2 separate regions of the Homo sapiens genome follow, and region 2 is linked to region 1. Evidence: chromatin contacts called from ENCODE Hi-C or POLR2A ChIA-PET data. All regions are on one chromosome and are shown on one strand. The core of a region is the stretch at or near the end of the contact, and the rest is flanking DNA. Distances in the headings are between cores, read along the strand shown. Region 1 overlaps PIK3R6 (phosphoinositide-3-kinase regulatory subunit 6). Region 2 overlaps STX8 (syntaxin 8).

What was found. Hi-C counts contacts between places; a loop is a spot of excess contacts on that map. ChIA-PET counts read pairs that join two places held with the same protein, here RNA polymerase II (POLR2A). Pooled maps may share reads with other maps.
Region 2: a loop to region 1 is called in a pooled map, with 5 times the contacts of the local background. The contact joins two enhancer-like sites. A Hi-C loop is called at or near these places in 3 of 50 pooled maps. POLR2A ChIA-PET finds 5 or more read pairs at or near these places in 3 of 52 experiments (A673, HEK293T and activated CD8-positive, alpha-beta memory T cell).

The regions. Positions count from the first base shown.
Region 1 is chr17:8,855,107-8,861,974 of GRCh38, reverse strand. The region is part of intron 1 of PIK3R6 (phosphoinositide-3-kinase regulatory subunit 6); the gene reads left to right. Among named protein-coding and RNA genes, the nearest start is that of PIK3R6, 9.1 kb to the left of the region's middle. RefSeq lists an enhancer at 2,276-2,535. Within about 2 kb of position 3,259, at least 8 of the 41 ENCODE cell types and tissues checked have a DNase peak (open chromatin) inside an H3K27ac peak, as active enhancers do.
Region 2 is chr17:9,269,220-9,276,096 of GRCh38, reverse strand. The region is part of intron 7 of STX8 (syntaxin 8); the gene reads left to right. Among named protein-coding and RNA genes, the nearest start is that of NTN1, 250 kb to the right of the region's middle. RefSeq lists an enhancer at 2,596-3,097. Within about 2 kb of position 2,341, at least 4 of the 41 ENCODE cell types and tissues checked have a DNase peak (open chromatin) inside an H3K27ac peak, as active enhancers do.

The DNA of each region.
Region 1 (6,868 bases), core at 2,010-4,509:
AAAACTAGCAAAAATTTGTTTTTCCTTCACAATTTCATGGCTAGAAGATTTGTTCTTACCATAGATCTTAGCTACTTCAACATACGACTTTTTTCTTTCCTTGTTAAGATGAGAACTTTCGCCTTTTCACTCACTTCAAGGAAGCACTTGACAGCTTCTCCTTGGCTGACTGACAGCAGCCAGGTTCAGTACTATTGGAGGTCTTAGGCATCCCCTTGGCATATCTCAATTGCCAGCATCACTTCTCTTGCAACTTGGGGCCATGAGTAAGTAAAATAAGGGTGACTTGAACACAAGCACTGTGATACCACGACAGTTTATCTGATAACCATGATGGCTAGCAAGTGGCTTACAGTCAGGTAGCACACACTGTGTACACCCACTGAACAAAGGGACGCTTCACATTCCGGGCAGGACAGACCAGAACGGTGAGAGGTTTCATCATGCTCCTCAGAACAGTGTGCAATTTAAAATTTAGGAGTCATTTCTTTCTAGAATTTTTCATTTAATATTTTTGGACCACAGTTGACCTTGAGCAACTGAAATTGCAGAAAGTGAAACTGCAGATAAGGGAGGATTGCTGTATAGGGCATCGGGTGCTAGGGAGAAGTACAGAGATGCACTGTGTTTGTTGAAAGACTTCTATGGGCCCTGTGTGGCAACCCTAATGCCCAGCCCATTTCAGACATTCTGCAATTAACTTTTCTCTTTGTGAACCACAACTTGAACCACAATATAGAACATGGATTGCCAACACGTCTGCTTTCTTTCTTTCTTTTTTTTTTTTTTTTTTGAGACAGAGTCTCACTCTGTCACCCAGGCTGGAGTGCAGTGGCGCGATCTTGGCTCGCTGCAACTTCTGCCTCCCAGATTCAAGCAATTCTCCTGCCTCAGCCTCCTGAGTAGCTGGGACCACCACACCCAGGTAATTTTTGTATTTTTAGTAGAGACGGGGTTTCACCATGTTGGCCAGGCTGGTCTTGAACTCCTGACCTTGTGATCCACCTGCCTTGGCCTCCCAAAATGCTGTGATTACAGGCGTGACCGTGCCCGGCCCGTGTCTGCTTTCAAGAGCCCAATAGGTAGCATAAATGATGATGTGGACAGGCTGATAGTGCTGGTGTGGTGTGCCTGGCACTGCCCCCGGCTTCAGAGTCCCCATTGTGAACTCAATAGGGACACTGAAGCCCTGGGGAGCACATGGCCCTTCTACAGGGAAGCTGCATGTCAACTCCAGCTAATTGTTGCCACACGAGATTGTGGGTCTGGTGTTGCTAGATCTTCCAGTTACTTATTTTAAGCAAAAGCTGGAAATCTTGATTTTTATATGAAATATGACTTTTAAATGTTGGCCACAGATTCAAATTTCCAAAAACTGTGGCTTCTCCTGGGGAAGGAAACTGATGGGCCAGAGCAGTGGTCCCCAACCTTTTTGACACCAGGAACCAGTTTCATGGAAGGCAATTTTTCCACGGAAGGGGTTTGGGGGTGGGTAGGGGTTTACTGGGTGGGGAAGGGGGCTGGGGCTGGGGCTGGGGATGGGGATGGATTCGGGATGAAACTGCTCCACCTCAGATCATCAGGTATTAGATTCTCTTAAGAAACGGGCAGCCTGGATCCCTTGCATGCGCAGTTCACAATAGGGTTCGAGCTTCTATGAGAATCTTATGCCCACACCGCCCCCCGCCCCAGGAGGCGGAGCTCAGGCGGTCCTGGTGGCTCACCAGCCACTCACCTGCTGCTGTGTCCCTAGTTCCTAACGGCCCACGGATCAGTGCCCATCCGCAGCCTGGGGTTTGGGGACCCTTGGGCCAGAGGATAGCTAAGAAGGAGTCTGGCTTTTCACTGCATAGCTATCTGTGCCTTTCAGATTTTTACCATACGCATGGTTTTTTATGTGAAAAGTGAATTTTAAAAATATACTAGACAGAGCAAAGTCTCTGAGAGTCTCTTACATGAGTCTGCGAAATGGTTAGTCTTCTTAAGCATTGTATTAGTCAGGCCACTCCAGAGGAACACAACAAATAGGATAGAGAGAGAGACTGGGAGGTGGGTGGGGAGTGGGTAGAGAACAAAAGGATGTATTAGCAGGGATTGGCTCCTGTGATTGTGGAGGCTGAGAAGTCTGTAATCCGTGGTCTGTAAACTAGAGGCCCAGGAAAGTCAGTGGTGTAATTCCAGTCTGAGTCCAAAGGCCTGAGAACCAGGGAAGATGACGGCGTCAGTCTCAGTCCAAGTCCGAAGGCTGGAGAACCAAGAGCGCTGATTTTGTCCAAGGGCAGGATGGATGTCCCAGCTGAAGCACAGAGAGCACATCTGCCCTTCCTCCTCCCTCTTCTCCTATTCAGGCCCTCAGCAGATCACGTGATGCCCACCCACATGGCTGAGGGCAGATCTTGACTCACTCCCTGCATTCAGATGCTCATCTTTCCTGGAAATAGCCTCATGGACACCTCCAGAAATAATGCTTCACCAGCCATCTGGGCCTCCCTTGGCCTGGTCAAGTTGACACATAAACCATCACAAGCATGCTGCGTGCATGGGGCGGTGAGACAGTTTCAGTGTGCTAATGGTGGGCCATAGGTGTGTGACGTCTGTTCCAGGGGTCTTGGGCAAGTACAGCCACCCTGCGGTCATTATGAGGTGACAGACTGGTAGACCACGCACCCCAGGGGGCAAGGACTATGTCTCATTCATTCATCTCTAACCTCTCAGGTCTTGTGCAATTTCTGCCCCATGGATTATGTTCTGAAGAGGCTCTTTGATTTACTCACCAACCTCAGCCACCCAAAACACTGCCAGGAACTCAGAAGACAGCCAGAGGGCCCTCTGAGCAAATAGAAGTTGCAAGTCCATGGATGGAAGTTTGATGCTCTTTTCATTGATCAGTTCTCAGGCTTTGTTTCTTCATTTTACATACAAGACAATTGCATGTGCTTATTCCGGCTTCCCAGCCTTCAGCAAACTGGCAGTTGGGTGGAGGAGCAGACACAGCCCAGGCAGGGCTGCAGCCAACACAGAAGGCACTTTGTTCAAATCAGAAAGAGGCACCCCTCTGAGTAGACAAATTACAGCAAGTTCCTCTTTGGATGGATGAATTGCAAAACCTCACCCTCCCTGCCTGAGTAAATTACAAAAAGGCCAGCAGAGCGGTGGGCTGGACTGCAGCCTCCACTCACCCACTAAGTGCAGAACACAGCTGGTGCTGCTGAAATGAGGAATCATACATGAGAAGTCAAACAGTAACAGCCACTCAATGTAGGATAGGGCTACCCTCGCCTACTGATAGCTCCTGCCATCGCCACCGTTTTATGGCACGGTGCATACAATGAGCTTCCATTGAGACTCATTGAGAAAACAGCCAGGCGCCTGGCTCACGCCTCTAATCCCAGCACTCTGGGAGGCCGAGGTGGGTGGATCACCTGAGGTCAGGAGTTCGAGACCAGCCTGGCTAACATGGCGAAACCCTGTCTCTACTAAAAATACAAAAATTAGCCAGGGGTGGCGGCGGGTGCCTGTAATTCCTAGCCTCAGGGAGGCTAAGGCAAGAGAATCGTTTGAACCCAGGAGGCGGAGGTTGCAGTGAGCCGAGATCGCGTCACTGCACTCCAGCCTGGGCGACAAGAGCAAAACTGTCTCAAAAAAAAAAAAAAAAAAAAAAAAAGATTAATTGAGAAAACATTCAGAGGCATGGTTTGGTGCTTGAAAGGGCAAGCTTTATTTCCTAAAAAATTCTTCTCATTCCTGAAACGAAGACACATTTGATGTTGATGCATTTTAAGAATGAGCTGCTTCTATTTCCATTTCCTGTCTACGTGCAAGCTCATCCCCTGGGGGCTCTTCCCCCACACTGGTGTGGTCAGCAGCCCCAAAGGACAGGAAATCGACCACAAAGGTCTCCTGTGGGAGGAGCAAGGAAGCAGCACCTGCACAAATATATAGAAACGCTGAATAAATGTTTGATGAGTGAATGCGTGAGTGAATGAAGGAATGAGCAAATGAATAGGGAGGCTTTCTGACAGTTACTGGTAAAGTTTCTTAGAATTTTACTTTCCCTTTTTTTTTTTTTTTTTTGAGACAGAGTTTCACTCTTGTTGCCCAGGCTGGTGTGCAGTGGCACGATTGCAGCTCACTGCAACCTCTGCCTCCCGGATTCAAGCGATTCTCCTGCCTCAGCCTCCCAAGTAGCTGGGATTACTGGCACCTGCCGCCACACCCAGCTAATTTTTTGTATTTTTAGTAGAGACGGGGTTTCACCATGTTAGCTAGGATGGTCTCGATCCCTGATCTTGTGATCCGCCTGCCTCAGCCTCCCAAAGGGGAATTTTACTTTCAATTAAAAATCAGCCCAGAAGCACTCTCCATTTGCCACAAAAATTCCTGGTATCTTACACTTCTCTTTTAGTCTTTATCTGTGAGATTTCTTTTCTTTCGAGGCTGCCCCGTGTTCATTATTAACCCAGGCCGCCCCAGACAGAAGTTTGTGTTCATTTTATTTCACAAAGACAGAGGGGGGTTCTGTGAGGTTTACAGAGGGGAAAGGAAGGCATGCGGACGTCAGGGGAAGTGGCCATGACCCCACGCCCCAGGTTGAGATCTGGGCTCTAGCCCTGGTTCTATCCTTCATGGCCACGTGGCTTTTGGCAATATTCTTCACTTTCATTCATTCATCAAATATTTATCTAAAATAGGTATTCATTGTCCACTGAGTGGCTGCTGCCCTAGATGCTGGACATGCTGCAGTGAAGGAGACACGCCCCATCCCAGTATTTGCCGAGTTCGCATTCTAATGACTAGCCAAGAAAACTAAGCCTGACAGGAAAAATTTCCATACTGATAAATGCTATGAATAAAATCAGAGTGTGCTAGAGTGTGACAGGGAGGGCTATTTTGGACAGGATGTTCAGGAAAGGCCTCTGAGGCAGTGACATTGACAACAAGACCTGAATGTCGAGGGGGAGCCAGCTGTGGGGAAAGCTGGGGGAAGGGTGCTCCAGGCAGGGGTGTGCAAAGGTTACGTTAAACCCACAGCACAACGTTCTTAAATTGACTGGCGGGCTCCCAGATGTTCATGTAATTACTATGTCCCTGAACATAATATATTAGCTCTCTTCTTTTGTGTGTGCCATCTGTTACACAGTAAAAAATAAGGTCAAATATACTTAAGATTAAGAAATCAGAAAATGTAGAAATGTATTAAAAATTACCTGTGACCCCACTGTTTATGGGTAAGTAATATCACTTTTTTTGTAGTTTAGTGTGTATCATTAAAAGGTAAGAGACTGACACACACACAAGTACAGGTGAAACTGGGGAAATCGGAATAAAATGTATCGACATCAACATCCTGGGGTTTTTTGTTTGTTTGTTTTTGAGATGGAGTTTCACTCTTTCACCCAGGCTGGAGTGCAGTGGTAAGACCTCAGCTCACTGCAAACTCCATCTCCTGGGTTCAAGCGATTCTCCTGCTTCAGCCTCCCGGGTAGCTGGGATTACAGGCACCTGCCACCATGCCTGGCTAATTTTTGTATTTTTATTAGAGACGTGGTTCCACCATTTTGGCCAGCCTGGTCTCGAACTCCTGACCTCAAGTGATCCACCTGCCTCACCATCCCAAAGTGTTGGGATTATAGGCGTGAGCCACCACGCCTGACCAATATCTTGATTTTGATACAGTAACATTGTTTGCAAGATGTTATCACTGGGGGGAAACTGGGTAAAGGGTACCCAGAAACTCTGTGCTATTTCTTGCCACTGCATGGGAATTTACAGTTATCTCAGAATTAAAAGTTTGACTAAAAAAGAGATAAAGACTCCTTTATCTGACACTGACCTATTTTCTGACCCTGTAGTTTTTATTTTCGTTTCTAGAATGTCATATAAATGGAACCATACGGCATGCAGGATTTAGCGCCTGGCTGCCTTTACTCAGCATGTCTCTGAGATTCACGCGTGTCGTTGCACGTAGTTCTCTTTTTAATGCCGAGGATTCTGCTGTGTGGGTGTATCACAGTTTGCTCATTCACGTACCCACTGAAGGCATTTGTGTTGTTTCCAGTTTGGGGCCATTCTGAATAGAGCTGCTATATATATCCATGAGCAGGTGTTTGTGTGAACATAAGTTTTTATTTCTCTGGAGGAAAAAGCTAGGGATTACGGGATCATACAGTAAGTGACGCATAACTTTATGAGAAATTGTCAAACTGTTTTCCAGAACGGCTGTGCCATTTTGCATTCTCACCAGTAACGTATGAGAATTCCAATTCCTCCTGACGGGTTGATGGGTGCAGCAAACCACCATGGCACGTGTATACCAATGTAACAAACCTGCACGTTCTGCACATGTATCCCAGAACTTAAAGTATAATTTTTAAAAAGAGAGAATTTCAGTTCCTCCGTGTGCTCTCCAGCACTTTCTATTGCTCATTTTAAAATCTTAGTCATTCTAATAGGCATATAGTGAGATCTCATGGTTTTCATCTGCCTTTCCCAAACTGCTGATAGCATTGAGCATTTTTTTAATGTGTTTATTTGCCATCCACATATCTTTTTTAGTAAAGTATTTATTTAGATCTTTTGCCCATTTGGGGAGTATTATTTGTTTTCTTACTGTTGAATTTTGAGAGTTATTTATTTATCCTAGTTTTCTTTTTTTTTTCTTTGTCAGATGTGATTTGCAAATATTTTCTCTAGGTCTATACTTTGCTTCTTCATTTTATTTTATTATTTTATTTTATTTTATTGTTGTTTTGTTTTGTTTTGTTTTGTTTTGTTTTGTTTCTGAGATGGAGTCTCGCTCTGTCACCCAGGCTAGAGTCCAGTGGCACGATCTCAGCTCACTACAACCTCTGCTGCCCGGGTTCAAGTG
Region 2 (6,877 bases), core at 1,092-3,591, 420 kb before region 1:
GATAGAAACCGCAGCCACCTTGACTCACACCTCAGCCAGAGCTCTGATCTAAAAAGATCCCATTTGAAGGGGCTGTAGGCACACCATGAAGCATGACTGGAAAAGCCTTAATAATAAGATAAGTGAGTGTTTATTGAGCATTTACTGTGTCATTGACATTATTGCAGCACATTATATATACGCTACTGTTATCCCCCGCCCTTTTTTTTTTTCTTTTTTTTCTTTTTTTGAGGCAGAGTCTCACTCTGTTGACCAGGCTGGAGTGCAGTGGCACGATCTTGGCTCACTACATCCTCTGCTTCCCGGGTTCAAATGATTCTCCTGCCTCAGCCTCCCGAGTAGCTGGGATTACAGGCATGAGCCACCATGCCCGGCTAATTTTTGTATTTTTACTAGAGACGGGGTTTCTCCATGTTGGTCAGGCTGATCTCAAACTCTTGACCTCATGATCCACCCACCTTGGCCTCTCAAAGTGCTGGGATCACAGGCATGAGCCACTGCGCCCAACCTGTTATCCCCATCTTATAGGTGAGGTCCAGATGGGTTAAATGGCTGGCTCATGATCACACAGATGGGAAGTTCAGTAGCTAGACAGTCTGCTCTCCAGCAGACTTACACCTCTAAGTAAAGAGAAGTTGCTGGTGTATGTAAATAGGTAAGGGTGGGAATAGTGGAACTCCATTGACCAGGGAGAAGGCACTAAAGGAGAGACAGAGAGCAGCGATGTCTCCCTGCGTCAGTGAAGCCAGCCCTTTACTTAGAGGCGATGGGGGAAAATAGGAAGGCAGAAGAGCTCCACCTAGGAGGTAATAGACAAAGGAAAGAAGTTCCCATGGACGCTTGGAGTGAAAGTGGAAATATACCAAGGAAGGGACCCCAGAGGTCTGGGTGAACCACTCAGCCCTGGGAGGCCGGAGCTCAAGAGGATGGTTGCGTCATCAGAAGCAAAAGAAGTGGAAGTTGTAAAGAGACCCTTAACTTGAACAGTCAAGTAATGATGATTTTGTTGGTTTCTGTGACTTAGAGACATCATAAAGAAATTGTTGGGCCAGGCGCGGTGGCTCATGCCTGTAATCCCTGCACTTTGGGAGGCCAAGGCGGGCGGATTACTTGAGGTCAGGAGTCTGAGACCAGCTTGGCCAACATGGTGAAACCCCATCTCTACTAAAAATACAAAAATTAGCCAGGCATGGTGGTGCATGCCTGTAGTCCCAGCTACTTGGGAGGCTGAAGCAGGAGAATTGCTTGAACCTGGGAGGTGGAGGTTGCAGTGAGCTGAGATCACGCCACTGCACTCCAGCCTGGTGACAGAGCGAGACTCCGTCTCAAAAAAAAAAAAAAAAAAGAAAAAAGAAATTGTTGTATTTTTGAAGACTTTGTTTATTATTATTATTATTATTATTATTATTATTATTATTTTTGAGACAGAGTCTCACACTGTTGCCCAGGCTGGAGTGCAGTGGTGCAATCTCGGCTCACTGCAAGCTCTGCCTCCGGGGTTCACACCATTCTCCTGCCTTAGCCTCCCAAGTAGCTGGGACTACAGGTGCCCACCAACACGCCCGGTTAATTTTTTGTATTTTTAGTAGAGACAGGGTCTCACCGTGTTAGCCAGGATGGTCTCGATCTCCTGACCTTGTGATCCGCCCGCCTCAGCCTCCCAAAGTGCTGGGATTACAGCCTCCCAAAGTGCTGGGAGCCACCGCGCCCGGCCTGAAGACTTTGTTTAAACAAATGTCTATATCACTCGTGAATTTGGGTTTTTTGAAGACTTTTTTTTACTGCAGGAAGTTATGAACAAAGCCAAGCTGATGATCAAATCCTTTCCAGAACAGTGGTTGAGATCTAACCTCCACCCAAGCCAGCAAGCAGGTAACAGATCTGGGCAGGAAGGCATTATCTGTACCTTAAGAAGACCAAGTGAGGTTAACATGCAGAGGGGAGGGATGGCAAAGCCAGAGTAGGTGGCACATTTGACACTTTTCATAAGAAAATGACTTTCTTGTCTGACTTTTTGGTAGAAAATTCTCATGAGTAAGTACCGGTTATGGTCATTTCCCCAGAGCTAACATGAGACTGTAATGACTAAAATGTGGATTGTGATTCAGTTATTCTAATCTTATATTCAGTACCATTCAACAAGACTGGAAAAGAAGCACCCCTTTATATCCAGGAAACTGTCAGAAGGGACCACTGAGAGCAGACGGCAGAGCATGTTAGACTAGACAGCAACAGAGCCGCTGCATTGAGGCCTGCCACGCAAACACACGCCCACTCCCAAACAGCTTGGATTTCCAACGTGAGACGGGAATGCGTGGGAAATCGCCAAGGCAGAAAGGCCTCAAGCCAATTCTGCAATTAGCCAATAGCCTGTACTGGCCTCCACATTCGTTTAGATAAATTTTGAAATCATCAGCAAACTGTGGAGCTAGATTCTTTCTTTGCGAAGACAAAGTCAGACAGTGTTAACCTGCGTAGCGCCATGAGGAAAGGATGTGGGACGAGCTCTACTTCCCACCCCCGGCAGGAGCTGAATCATTCTGCAGGGACACCCCTGGCTGTGTGTGGCCTGGCGTGGTCCTCGCTGGCAGTGGGGAGAGGGGTCCCTGCTGGGGGTGGAGACTGGGTCCAGGACCTAGCAGCCCTACCTCGAGGCCCTGCTTCCAGGCTCACCCCCATCTTAGTTAAACCTGCAGAGGGGATGTTAATTAGCAAAGACTGGCGCTCAGGGAGTTGGGGGAGCTCTTAGCCCTCTCCCTTCCAAGAAAGATGACCTTTTGGACCCAAAAAGGAGAATTGGGCTCCAGTTGCTCTCGTTCGAGGCACTCGGAGTGCTTCCCACGTATCTCATTTATCCTCATGACACCCCAGAGAGGTAAGTTTGTTTGAGGTTTATACAAAGTTATGATTATGCCTATAGATTCCAGTTCCTGCCTCTATGTCATTCTAAACCTCGGGTCTCATCCCCATCTCACTTTTCCTAACATAACTAAACCCTTCGGGGAATGAAACGTCTCAGGCTTTCGCCTCGCCAAAGGGCGGTTTTCCCCCTTCCTTCTTTGTTGTTGTTAAGTTTGATTTATTGCTTCGCATTCTAGCCAGGCTCGATGGATGTTCGGAATATTATAAATAATGTGGATTGAAAAGATTGTGCTGAAATGTTTATTGCGTTCTTAGAAAGAGAACAAGGAATGGCGCGGAGAGTGTGGCAGTGGGGAAAGAGGGGCGTGAGGAAGGTGGGAAGACCCATCCTGCTCCTAGGATATTTTAGTGTGTCAATAAAAGACAGTGCTCAGAAGGGAAAGAACTTATATTGCAATCATGCTATCAAGAATGCAGAAGTGTTCCAGCGGGCGTAAAGAATATACTTCAAGAATGTAAGGACCATAAGGAACTAATCATTAGACATTCTCTGTCTCATTTCCTCACCCACGGTGTTCGAAGAAAGCCAGCAATGGAGAGGTTGTCTGTGCTTTAAAACTAGCTCGCTGGCGCGCTAGCTTCGGGGTACGCTCTGGGATGGCAGACAGCTGTGGCTAGCTGTGTGTGAGTGAGAAGGCACCCCCTTGTGACTTATTTTGCACCTTACAATCTGGAATCTTTGTTCTTCAGGTGCTCTAGAAATATAAATGTTATCCAAGGTTGGGACCCCTGATGCGGTGGAAATAAATGCCACACTGGCTCATGGGCATCCAGAGATCACATTTCAAGCTGAAATCCTACCAGCCACTCCCTGCCGGGTAGTTATCTGGTCCTTGTTCCTTCTCAGGGCATTTCCTCGGGCTTCTGTGAGGAAGAAGGCAGCGTCCTTAGTGGCCAAGGCCATCTGTGTCAGCCTGATGTGACACAGCAAAGCCCGGCAATCTGGCAGAGATCATTCTTTGAATCCCTCTCTATTCTAAGCAAGAGCGGTCATTTGGCCACCCCAGCTGCTGCTGTTGGTCCCACACACCCCCTCAGAACAGAACCGTCTTTGTCAAGAGGAAATGAGGCTGAGGGATATTGGCGTGGGTGTGGATTAGGACAGCAAGAGGGCTTTGTGTCAAACACATCCCAGCCTGCTCCACTTCTCGGGGTGCATCATCAGCAGGGACAGTCACTGGGTACCTGCTTTGCCCCCAGGACAGTGACTTTCCTTCCAGCTAGGGAGCCCTGGCCCATTATCCGTACTTATAGTCGCCAGAGAAAGCCACGGTTTCTTCTATCATGGTAACAGATGATATTTTATTGTATGGTGTGAAGAATTTCTTCAGCACCAGAGGAGTCACATGGAGGCTTGTTAAAACAGGTTTCTAGGTAGGACCCTTGAAGTTGAATTTCTTTCTTTCTTTTTTTTTTTTTTTTTTTTGAGATGGAGTCTTGCTCTATAGCCAGGCTGGAGTGCAGTGGCACAATCTTGGCTCACTGCAACCTCTGCCTCCCCAGTTCAAGTGATTCTCCTGCCTCAGCCTCCCGAGTAGCTGGGACTACAGGTGCGTGCTACCACGCCCATCTAATTTTTGTATTTTTAGTACAGATGGGGTTTCACCCTGTTGGCCAGGATGGTCTCGATCTCTTGACTTCGTGATCCACCCACTTCGGCCTCCCAAAGTGCTGGGATTACAGGCGTGAGCCACCACGCCCGGCCGCATTTCTTTCTTTTTTGAGACAGGGTCTCACTCTGTCACCCAGGCTAGAGTGCAAAGGCGCATCTCGGCTCACTGCAACGTCCGCTTCCTGGGTTCAAGCGATTCTCATCCTTCAGCCACCTGAGTAATTGGGATTACAGGCACATGCCATCACGCCCAGCTAATTTTTGTATTTTTAGTAGAGACGAAGTTTCACCATGTTGGCCAGGCTGGTCTCAAACTCATGACCTCAAGTGATCCGCCCGCTTCGGCCTCCCAAAGTTTTGGGATTACAGGCATGAGCCACTACGTCCAGCCTGAAGTTGCATTTCTAACAGTCTCTTCAGTGATCTGTGCTCCTGGTCCCACGTCACACTGTGAGTTGCCATGCTGTAAACACAAACATTTCTGTCGTTAGGTGATTTTTGGTAATGTCTTGAGAATGTCTCCCAATAGAGGGTGACAAAAAGTTACAAGGAATGAATGAAACATGAACTGAGGCGATTTGATTCAATACAAAATGGGCCCAGTTGTCTGAAATTGTGAGTCTAAAATCATCTGTGATAGGAACCCATGAGCATCTGGTAAAATCCCATCATTTCACTACAATGCAACTCTGTTCATTTAATTGCAAAGTAAATACAGAACATATTCTCCTAGAATTTTAAATTCATATCACTAATGGAGAATATATTGATTTTGAATTTAGCAATACCAACTGGACTTACTTTACTGGAATGCTTTACAGTTCTTTAAAACCACTACTCCTTGATTACCTATTCTATTGATAATTTGTATGCTTTCATTCGTTCATTTCTTCACTCATTCATTCATTTCTTTAACACATATTTACTGAGCACTTACTATGTGCCAAGTACTGTTCTAGCTGCTGGAATATTCCCATGTTAACTACCATCAAGTAAGAAAGTCCTTTGAGACTGGGCACGGTTGCTCACGCCTGTAATCCCAGCACTTTGGGAGGCCGAGGTGGGCAGATCACAAGGTCAGGAGATCAGACCATTCCTGGCTAACATGGTGAGACCCTGTCTCTACTAAAAAATACAAAAAAAAAAAATTAGCCGGGCGTGGTGGCGGGCACCTGTAGTCCCAGCTACTTGGGAGGCTGAGGGAGGAGAATGGCGTGAACCCAGGAGACGGCGGTGCTTGCAGTGAGCTGAGATCGCGCCACTGCACTCCAGCCTTGGCGACAGAGCGAGACTCCATCTCAAAAAGAAAAGAAAAAAGAAAGTCCTTTGAAATTCCTACTGCTGACTGCTCATATTCCAGGTATTAAGATATTTGAGTCTAAGCTATGAGCTGCTATCCAATCAACAAAAACATAAATATATGTTGCATATGTATTATGTGAGCTCTGTGCTAGGCACGAGAGGAGACACAGACATTGGAAACACACGGCCTGTTATTTAACCCCAAAGAATTTATGGGCCATCGGGGAAGGTAAATCATGAATCCAATTAATTGTTAGTTTAACCAAATAACATGTTAATTTCTGTACCGCATGTGTTTAGTATACAGAAGCAGCATAGAAAAGCAATCCTAGGATTACCCTGGGCATGGGGGAGGAGGTGTCCCTGAGGAGCGGGTGTTTTCAAGCTGAGGCCTAAAGCTAGTGCTGGTGTGCTGGGTGCAGAGAAGCTGGCAGAGGGCCCCAAAGCAGTGTGAACGATCCCTGCCAAGGCACAGAGGTGTGAGAGAGTGTGGCATGCTCGGAGTGGGAGGCCAAGGTGGGAAAACTGGATCATTTCGTTAGGAATGTGTCATAATTCAACTTTTTAATGTTGCTTTGAAATGACTTCTGAAATCTCTGACAGACCATGTTTAATATAAGCCAGCCAATATTGCAAAGCCAAATCTGACCTTTTGGGTTGTCTATCTTACTTTTTTCCAGAAGAGTGGATAAGCAGAAGGTGATGACATCATTTTAATATTATCCTCAAACACCTTTTATTATTTGCACTAGCAGCAGACATTGGAAGGGCAGATATTTTGTGTTCTTTGCATGGCATGTGATACACACGTCCCTGGTATAGGCTTGAACATGCTAATATGTAACCTCTGACACTCAGCTGTGGCCATCAATCTGCCTCTTTCCAGGACGGTGTCTTGAGGGTCTGTTTAAGCCCTTACGCTGGAGCGTCTTAAGGGAAAGGGAGAGGAGAAGGACGTGTACCCCAATCACCTTATCCTCAGAAGTGACGCTCCAGATGCAATCATTTCCCAGTCTTTCCACTCTGCCACAGTGACTCCTT